2 separate regions of the Homo sapiens genome follow, and region 2 is linked to region 1. Evidence: read pairs that join two places in POLR2A ChIA-PET (ENCODE). Cell type or tissue: CD4-positive, alpha-beta T cell. All regions are shown on one strand. Links, peaks and the distances in the headings refer to the core of each region. The heading gives the core; the rest is flanking DNA. Region 1 holds the start of LINC02763 (long intergenic non-protein coding RNA 2763). Region 2 overlaps LINC02762 (long intergenic non-protein coding RNA 2762).

Region 1 (4,388 bases), core at 282-4,281:
AGTATAGATCCATGGTTCTCATATATAGCTGAATTTTAGGACTACCTGATGAGCTGGTAGCCAACCATATTCTGCTACCAATGAGATCAGAATCTGTGGAGGCAGGACCCAGGCATCGGTTATAGTTGTTTTTTTTTTAAAGCTCTTCAGATGTTTCAAATGTGCAGGCAGGTTTGCATGTGTCCTTCCAATATTCAGGTGTTGCCAAGGTGATAGTATAAAGAGGTGGGGCCTTTAAGAAGCAATTAGGCCATGAGGGCTCCTCCCTCATGAATGAGATTAGGTATCCTTATAAAGGGGCTTGACAGAGGGGGCTTGTCCCTTCTTGCCCCTATGTTGTGTTGGGACACAGCATTTCTCCCCACCAGAGGACACAGCCCTCCCTCACCAGACAATCAAGCCTGCTGGCACCTTGATCTTGGAGTTCCCAGCCTCCAGAACTGCGAGAAAATAAATTTATATTCTTTATAAATTACCTAGATCATGGTATTCTATTATAGCAGCACAAATGGAGTAGCACAGCCTATTAAGTCTATTATCTTTATTGGTACTGTTACCTAAAAGGGTATCTTGAATCCTGGTCTCTTCTTCCCTCCTTTTCCACCAGGTAGAGCCCTGTGACCCCACACAGCTCTGCCCTACCCCTAGCACTAACCCTGACCCAGGTTAGCTTTGCTGCTCTCGGTCATATTTGCTGCTTGTCCATCCCCTTCTTTCTTGAGGCTCAGGCCTACTTTGTGCCTCTCAAGAACTGTGAAGAGCCTGATATTTTATAATACTTACAAGGTAACAAGTTAGCCTGCCATATTTTCATGATTACTTATAGAAGATATGAGACTCCAGGGTCAGAGACAAGAGGCAGTTTACTACTTACAGTAATTGCAGCAGCCAGTGTATCATTATTTTTTGCACCAGTTCCCTAGGCCCCAGTGTCTACAAGGCAACATAAAGAAGGCCAGATGGCACTTGCACACACAGTGGGTTGTATTATAAGATAGAAACCCTGAACTTAGGAAACTTAAATCTTTATAAGGGTCAATAGCTATGACTGCTCTTTGCTCCAGAAAGAAATACAATCTCTATTTTCCAGGCTGTTCACTACACAAACACCCTTGAAAAGATAGTTCAGAGCAAAGGGAAGTTGGTGCTTGTCTCCAGAATGTGCAGAAATGGGAGAGATCTGTGAAGGACTGCCTCTCATCACACCCTATGCTGGAGCCCCTGACTTGCTCATCAGCTTGCCCCTGCTAGTTCAGAGTGTCCTACCTCTGAATCCCAATTCTGCAGCTGGGACCTAACAGCTAACTACCTATGTCCAAGCACCTGAATTGCTCATAATTCCCTAGATTACTTCTCTCCAAACTTTCTTCTCAGGCAAATGGGTGCCCAAGTCTCTGATCCCTGGTGGGAACTCTCCAAGCTAGAACAGAACATAAGAATGTGTGGAGCTAGCCAGAGGCTGCAGAACAATGAGCCAGAGAAGACAGTAGGAGCATCATTCAGGTTAAATGGAGGGTTGCAAGCTAATCACACAATCCAAATCACTAGTTCTCAAACTTCAGTGTTTTGGTGTTGAAGTTATTTCACAACTTCAGAGTGTAGCAGAATCACTTGGAGAGAGTGCTAAAACACAGATTGTTGGGCCCTAACCCAAATGCCTCTGATTAAGCAGGTCTGAGCTGGGGCCTTGCAAATATGCACTTCTAATAAGTTCCCAGGTAGTGCTGATGCTGTTCTGGTCTAAACTTTGTCCATCCAAGGTAACTGGGCTGAGAAATAACAGTCAGATTGAGACCAATGGAAGGCCAAGTGGAGGAGGTAACAGGAAGGTTTAGAAGAACCTGAAGGGATATGATTCAGCTGTGCAACCCAGAGGCCAGACACTTCCTATAAAGCTCCCTCAGCCTTGCCTGTGGGTCAGGGAGAGTGCTATTATAGGGTCATTTAGGGCAGTGGGATGTTGGGCTTCCATCATGTTGACTACTCGTTATCCCAGATGCTATGCCCCCTGTTAAACATGGCTCCTTCCAGTGTCTGTGGCTGGCTCTGCTCTTAGGGTCTCATCCTACCCCACAGGTAGACCTTGTTGGAGTTTCTGTTCCTCCCAGCCCGCCTGCTCCCAGTCAAGCTAACCCAGCCATGTTAGTTAGCCTGTTTCCCTTCCCCACATTTATAGATCATACACACCCGCCAAATTCATTATTCTCCCATCTCTGCTCTGTACTCAAGAGGCTGATACCCTCACAGACTACAATACCTGGGCTACCTTGTGGCCTGTTTCCAGTTCCATCTGGCTAAAGGGACACACTGGCAAAGATCAAAGGATGACAGATGAGTTTCAGCTGTTCACTCTCCTCCTTCCTCCTCAGAGCTGTATCTCTCGCAATATTTGCATCCCATACTGTCTCTTCTGCTGAGTGGCCCCTGCTCCATGGTACCAGCTTTAAAACTGGAATATCATTTCTATAAAGCCATTTCCTCCTCTTGTCCCTTCAGTGCTCGGGGTGGTAATGGCTTCCTGCTGTTATTTCAGGGGCATCACTACCCATCACCTGTTCCCCTGGTCCTGCCTACACTGCTGTAAGCAGTTCCTTCAGTGAAGTCTCCTAAACCTCTGAGCAAGATTCTGTTTCTACTGAGAACCCTTGAGGGACATAGTCGTCTCGCCTGATCACACCCCAAGGTGTACCATAGCTCCTCTCTGCTGGGTGGAGGTACCTGAAGTGGGCCCTTCTCAGGAATTGAATTGATAAAGAGCTTCCTATAACTTCTTGAGAATCCATCTTGAACTCCACCCCACTCCACAGGGCTCCCCTAGTGATACGAAGACGGCAGCAAAGGTGAAGCCACATCAGACATGACTGAGGTCTTGTCAGCCAAGCATTGGTGGGCTCCTCTCCCCAGAGAGCTTCCCTCAGTGCCAACGAGCAATAGAGCAAGGCTGCCCCCCAAGAGCAAAAGTGCTCCTAAGGCCCTGCTAACAGTTTCCCAAAGTCTTGTCAGGAACAGGAGGCTGGTACCAGCAGCACTCCGGAGTCTCTGATGTTGCCATGGTAGCAGTAGGGTCACTGCTTAGCAACAGACCAGAGCTGCAGGAAGTTGCTAAGGTATTTTCACATGTGTTAAAGCAAATGGATGTTTATCTCAATCTTGAGTGTAAATACACTGTAGGGAAAAAAAGAGAAAACATGTACACACAAACCACCTACTGATGTTCAGAGCTGCACGTCTGCTGATACTTGAGGCCTGAAGCATATGCCTTCTCTCTGGAGGAAACAGAGAGACCATAGATGACCCAATGAAGTACATCCTCTTACCCCCTAAAACAACTGTTCACCTGTCTTCCCACCAACCCAGGCTTAAAACCTTCCCCATCATTTAATTTCCAATAGAATTTCCAAATCTTTCTCCTAAATGGTTTTTGAGAGGCCATGTGGCATACTAACTAAATGTGTGGACTCTAAAGCCAGACTATGTGAGTCCAAAGCCCGGCATTGGCCCCCTCTTTCTTTGTTACTTTGGACAAGTCACTTAATATCTCTGTGCCTCAACTTTCTCATCTGTAAAATGGGTATAATACTAGTGCCTACCTTACAGGATTATGTGAGGATTAAATAACTTCTTCCATGTCAAGCACTTTCAACAGTGCCTGGTATACACTGAGGGCATTGTTAGGGATAGCTGTTAGTAACATTCAGTGATATCATGGATACTTTCCCATTTGCCAGGCTCTATATAAAGAACGAAGCATATAAAAGTTAGCAAGAAATTGGCCCTGTCTTCATGGGGCCCACAGCTATTCCAGTGCTAGTTTGGCAATGGTAAAGACCCAACTCTTTGGATGGTTCTTCAAAATACCCCCAAATACTGACCTTGTCTCCTTAAGGAGTAGTTGTGAGGTTTAAATAAGGTAATCCATGTAAGAGTTCAGAATGGTGTCAGGCATACAATACAGGCTCAATAAAAGTTACCTATCACTACTAAAATTATTTTATTATTCCTTCCCACAAACCAGCTCCAAACTTGTCTGTGTTCAAGCCCCTAAATAAACTCATGCACTCCCACATCTGGGTTCTTCTTGACACTGCCCATGACCATCTGGAATACTTTCCCGTTTCCACCAGTCTCGTGTCCGCATGACCTGCAAGACCAGGTTCTGTCGTACCTGTGCTTGAAAGCCCCTCACCTACTCCACGCCATGCTCACCCCTCCACCCTAACTAGGTTGAAACTCCCATGGAGGTCAGTGTCTCTTCTGCCTTGTGTTTGTATTTTGCTTTCTAAGCCACAAGCCCTCTGTATGAGACTCTTCTTATGCATCTTCTCAGATCCCCTCAGCCTCATCTGTCTTGGGCCCTTTACCACTGTTCCACCTCTATTGTCACCAGT
Region 2 (4,388 bases), core at 73-4,072, 180 kb after region 1:
AAAGTAAGGTGGAGTGCTGTTTCCCATCCGGTAAGACAGGGCCAACACCGTCACTGGGAAGCCAGGAGACTTTGGCTGAGTTTCTCTTAGCTCCGTCTCTTCCTCCGTGAAATGGATTCATCTTAATGCCTGCACTAAGAGATGTGAAAGGGCAGTGCAAAAAGCGTCACTGTCCTCCTACTGCACAGCAGCGCATGGCAATGCTGCCACCGTTCTAAGGAGCATGTCGGGCACTGTGCCACAGCTTGCCTGGTTGGAGGGGACAGTGAGCTAAGTAACCAGTCTCTGGGACAGCCGTATCTAAGGTCTCTAGCCTCAGTCTCCATCCCTCACCCTGTGGTTTCCTCATCCCACTGAGCAAGGCGTGGGATGGGCAAGAGTCCACCGCAAGGGACCAGACAAGCTCCACGGCCCATTATTTGGGACTTCAAGCTGCCAGCTCCCTGCAGCCTCCCCAGTCCACTTTCACGTTCTCATCAGCATACTCCCCGCTGTCAGGCTGCTTTACTGGAGGCACGATTTACATTACACATCAACAACCTAGTGCCACAGGCAGCAAAGGCAGAGACTCATGATGGGCAGTGCCTGGGTCTGGCAGATGATGAGATGGGTGAGCTTGGGCCCCTCAGGACTCTTTTGCATGGAGAGTCGGTGGGAGCCTGCTGGTGTGTCCGTTCCATCCCACGCCTCAACCACAGGGAAATCTCATTCATTCCCCAACCACTCTACTCACCCTGCTGCCACCAGCTCCTTCTTGATCCACTAGGGCACAAAAAAAAAATTGCTTTTTGCTCTTGAGGAAGATGCAAAAGCCTATAGTTCCTGCAGGCCCCACATTCCCTCGCTCACAGGGCAGGGGCTAGACAGGCAGCATTTGTTAGTGTCTCCCATCAAAGTCACTTTCTGACCTGGCTGTTCATCTCTAACCTGCCTGTTCCTGTTTGCCAGTCTGTCCTCCAACGGCAAATGGAGAGCAGCGAGGCTGCCTTTCAGCCCTCTGGGTGCTGCTTTCCCTCCCCTAAACATCTAAGAAGACAGGTGTTCATTGAGCCCCTCTTCTCTGTCAAACCAGCAATAACTCTCTCAAAGAAACCTGCAAAAGGGGCCCACATGCCTGTAATCCCAGCACTTTGGAAGGCCAAGGCAGGTGGATCACTTGAGGTCAGGAGTTCGAGACCAGCCTGGCCAACATAGTAAAACCCCATCTCTACTAAAAATACAAAAATTATCCAGGCGTGGTGGCATGCACTTATAGTCCCAGCTATTTTGGAGGCTGAGGCAGGAGAATCGCTTGAACCTGGGAGGTGGAGGTTGCAGTGAGCCGAGATGGCACCACTGCACTCCAGCCGTCAGAGTGAGACTCCATCTCAAAAAAAAAAAAAAAAAGAAAAGAAAAGAAACCTGCAAAAGGTTTCAAAGTTCAACAAATAGGAATGCAAGTTCTGGTCCTAGAGCCTGCTTGCTGTGCATTCTTGGGTGAGTCATTACCCTTTCTGATTTCAATTACCTAACCGGTACCATAGAGAAAATCATGTGTACCTTGCAGGGTTGTTCTGTGGCTCAAATGAGATGATGTCTACAAATCACTTAGTGCCACGTACAGCACATGCTGGATATTCAATAAACGCTTAGTTCCAACCTCCTCGATAATAGAATGATTGCTTATTGAGCATACCAGTCTCTGATGTGGGTACCTTACCTACATCATCTAATTTAATCTCACAGTAAACCTATAAGGCAGCAATCTTCATCCCTTTACATGTGAGGAGACTAAGGCTTAGGGAGGTCAGGTAACTTTTGCTCAAGGTCGTACAGCCAGGAAGTAGCACAGCAGGACTCAAATCTTCTGATCCCAAACACCAGACATTCTGGTCTTCACAGCACAGCCTCCCTCCTGCCTTGGCAGACCTTAGAACTGGGCTGACATCGACAAATGGGGCAACTGGAAGGCACCGGCCCTGGCACCAGAAGCAGTGCTGGAAGGAAGCCCAGTCTGGGAGCCACAGGAGCAAATCCAGTGGTGGGAGGGAAGGGGCACCGCGGCTCAGGGTACAACCACACAAACGGGCGGAGTCCCACACCAGCATGGCTGGGGAGTGTGAGTGTGAATATCAGCTGTCCACTTGACTGGACTGAGAGAGGCCGAGGTGGCTGGTGAAGCATTGTTTCTGGGTGCGTCTGTGGGGGTGTTTTCAGACGATGTGAACTTGGGAGTTAGTGGACTGGGAGAGGAAGACCCACCCTCAACGGGGAGGACACCATCCAGTCGGCTGCCAGCACGGCCAGAGCAAAGCAGGCAGAGGAGGGGGCATATTCAGCTTACTGAGTTTCCTCTCCGCCGCCCCATCCCCTCTCTCTCTCCTTTCCCACATGGGATACTTTGCTTTCTCTCCTCCTGCCCTTGGCCATCAGACACCAGTCCTTTGGCCTCTGACTCTGGGACTTGCACCATCAGCCTGCCGGGGGCTCTCAGGTCTTCAGCCTTAGACTTGGGGCTGCGCTGTGGGCTCACCTGCCTGCTCATTCCTGGTTTTGAGATTTCAGATTTGGACTGAGCCAAGTTACCAACTGTTCTCATTCCCCATCTTGCAGAAGGCCTGTCATGGGACCCTTGGAGAATCTAATACAAAGAGGGTGGGGAGAAAGGCAGGGGGGCCATGTGGAAAGGGGAGAGTCCACCTGAGCACAGCTGGGGATCCTGGGTCAGGTGACACCCAGCCCTGCAGGTGGTCAATATCAGGGAGGTGTATTGGTCAGATTACCTTACTGTTCAAAGGTGGTTCCAGGACCAGCAGCACCACCTGGTCGCTGATTAGAAATGCAGAATCTCAGGCCCTCCCAGACCTCCTGGTTCAGAATCTGATGTTTAACAACAGCCACGGGTATTTCTTATGCACATTAAAGTTGGAGAAGCAATAAGTCAGAAGGTTACTGATCCCCTGCCATGAATTTGGGGAAAGCAGAGAGCAGTGGTTCTTAATCTTGGCTGGACTGGTTATCCAGATCCTTGTCCAGATTACAGCAACAATAACAAAATCCGGCCCACGGGGTTGCTTGTGAAGATCAGTGGCCCAGCACCCATGAACGCCCTTGTAAACTATAAAGTGCTCTAACAGTGGTACCTACTCCTTTTGCTTTTCCTGTCACATTTCCTCTGCTGCTTCAAAACCAAAGGAAGTGAGGCCTCATTTCTTCAGGTTTTGTCATTTAGTTTAACCCTATTTCATCCCACAAAGTCCGCAGAAGGCACAGATGAGAAAATCACCCCCTAGACCTGCCTTACTTCTGCTGAGTCCCTGCCTACTGCAGTTCTTCTCACCTCCTCCTCCACCCACCAAGGTACGTGAGACACTGGAGGAAGAGGAGAAAATGCCAACAGGTCTGATCTCCCAGGCGTAGAGATTTACAAAGCAGTCAGCACTTTTAACTAAAAGTCTTGTTCAGGATACACACAGACATTTATCATGTGGGCAGGGCCTAGCGCTCTGGTTGGATCTCAACATGGAGTCTCTTCTTTTATGTCAGATCAGGATGGGCCAACTGCAAACTGAGACAGGAGGGTCTGCTGGGAAAAAACAGGACCTGGAGAAGACCTGTGTTTAAGGCTTAACCCCAGCTCTGCCTCTAACTTACCTTATATGATTAGATGGATTATTTAATCACTCTTTCTATGTTCCCACCTCTCCTGCTGCTGTCAAACCTCAAATCTCTATTAACCATTGGAATTTTGTTAGAAAGTGATGAATAGTCCATGCAAAGGCATGTAATAAAGAATGTCTTCTATTTATAGAAATTTGATCATATTTAAAGCACTTGATAAGATGATAAACAAAGAAAATATTATCCCCATTTTATTAATTTAAAAACTGAGATTTGGGTTGATTTGTAAAATTGCTCAAAGTCTTGAAGTTTTACATGAAAGGCAGTGTCAAGAACAAAATCTGAACTTCTGACCCCTAGGCCAGTGCTCTCCCTACATTGCTAACTTCAGCGGAATGCCATTGCATGTATCTATGAAAAACCTATTTCCATTTCTACCTGCATAGAAAAAAGTAACGGTGGCAGAAGGGCCACATCCACTTTGACTGGTCCCACTTTGGAACTGAAGGAAGACTTTGGTTTCCAAATAATGTCTCTGCTAGAAAGGAAGTTTGCAAAATGTGGATCTCTCATTAAAGAGTCTTTCTGATTAGAGGGGAGTGGGAACAAGGCCAAGGAAAATGTAATGGGAGTCAGCCGGAGATGCAGGTGTGCGGTCTTATAAATTACTCAACAGTTCTTCACGAGAGCCCCCCAAGACCCCACAGCACAGTGGGAAGACGAGTGCTCCACTCTGCCCAAGGAACACATGGCCAGGAACTCCTGCTCCCCTTAGGATTGGGTCTAGG

The links. ChIA-PET counts read pairs that join two places held together with the same protein. Peaks named below come from ENCODE experiments on the same cell type or tissue, not always from the same donor. Only the 100,000 strongest peaks of a DNase experiment are listed, where the experiment ranks them.
Region 2: POLR2A ChIA-PET joins it to region 1 with 5 read pairs; 3 of 35 experiments call an interaction of 5 or more read pairs at or near these places.

What each region holds. Positions count from the first base shown.
Region 1 is chr11:112,480,786-112,485,173 of GRCh38, reverse strand. It overlaps LINC02763 (long intergenic non-protein coding RNA 2763), which reads right to left and starts at 2,942. Exons shown (of 3, transcript NR_120559.1): 1 at 2,719-2,942. In CD4-positive, alpha-beta T cell, for the core only: no CTCF peak of the experiment used is centred there; no DNase peak of the experiment used is centred there; H3K27me3 peaks cover 307 bases.
Region 2 is chr11:112,296,389-112,300,776 of GRCh38, reverse strand. All of the region lies in intron 2 of LINC02762 (long intergenic non-protein coding RNA 2762), which reads right to left. Among named protein-coding and RNA genes, the nearest start is that of LINC02762, 28 kb to the right of the region's middle. In CD4-positive, alpha-beta T cell, for the core only: no CTCF peak of the experiment used is centred there; no DNase peak of the experiment used is centred there; H3K4me3 peaks cover 552 bases; H3K27ac peaks cover 1,461 bases.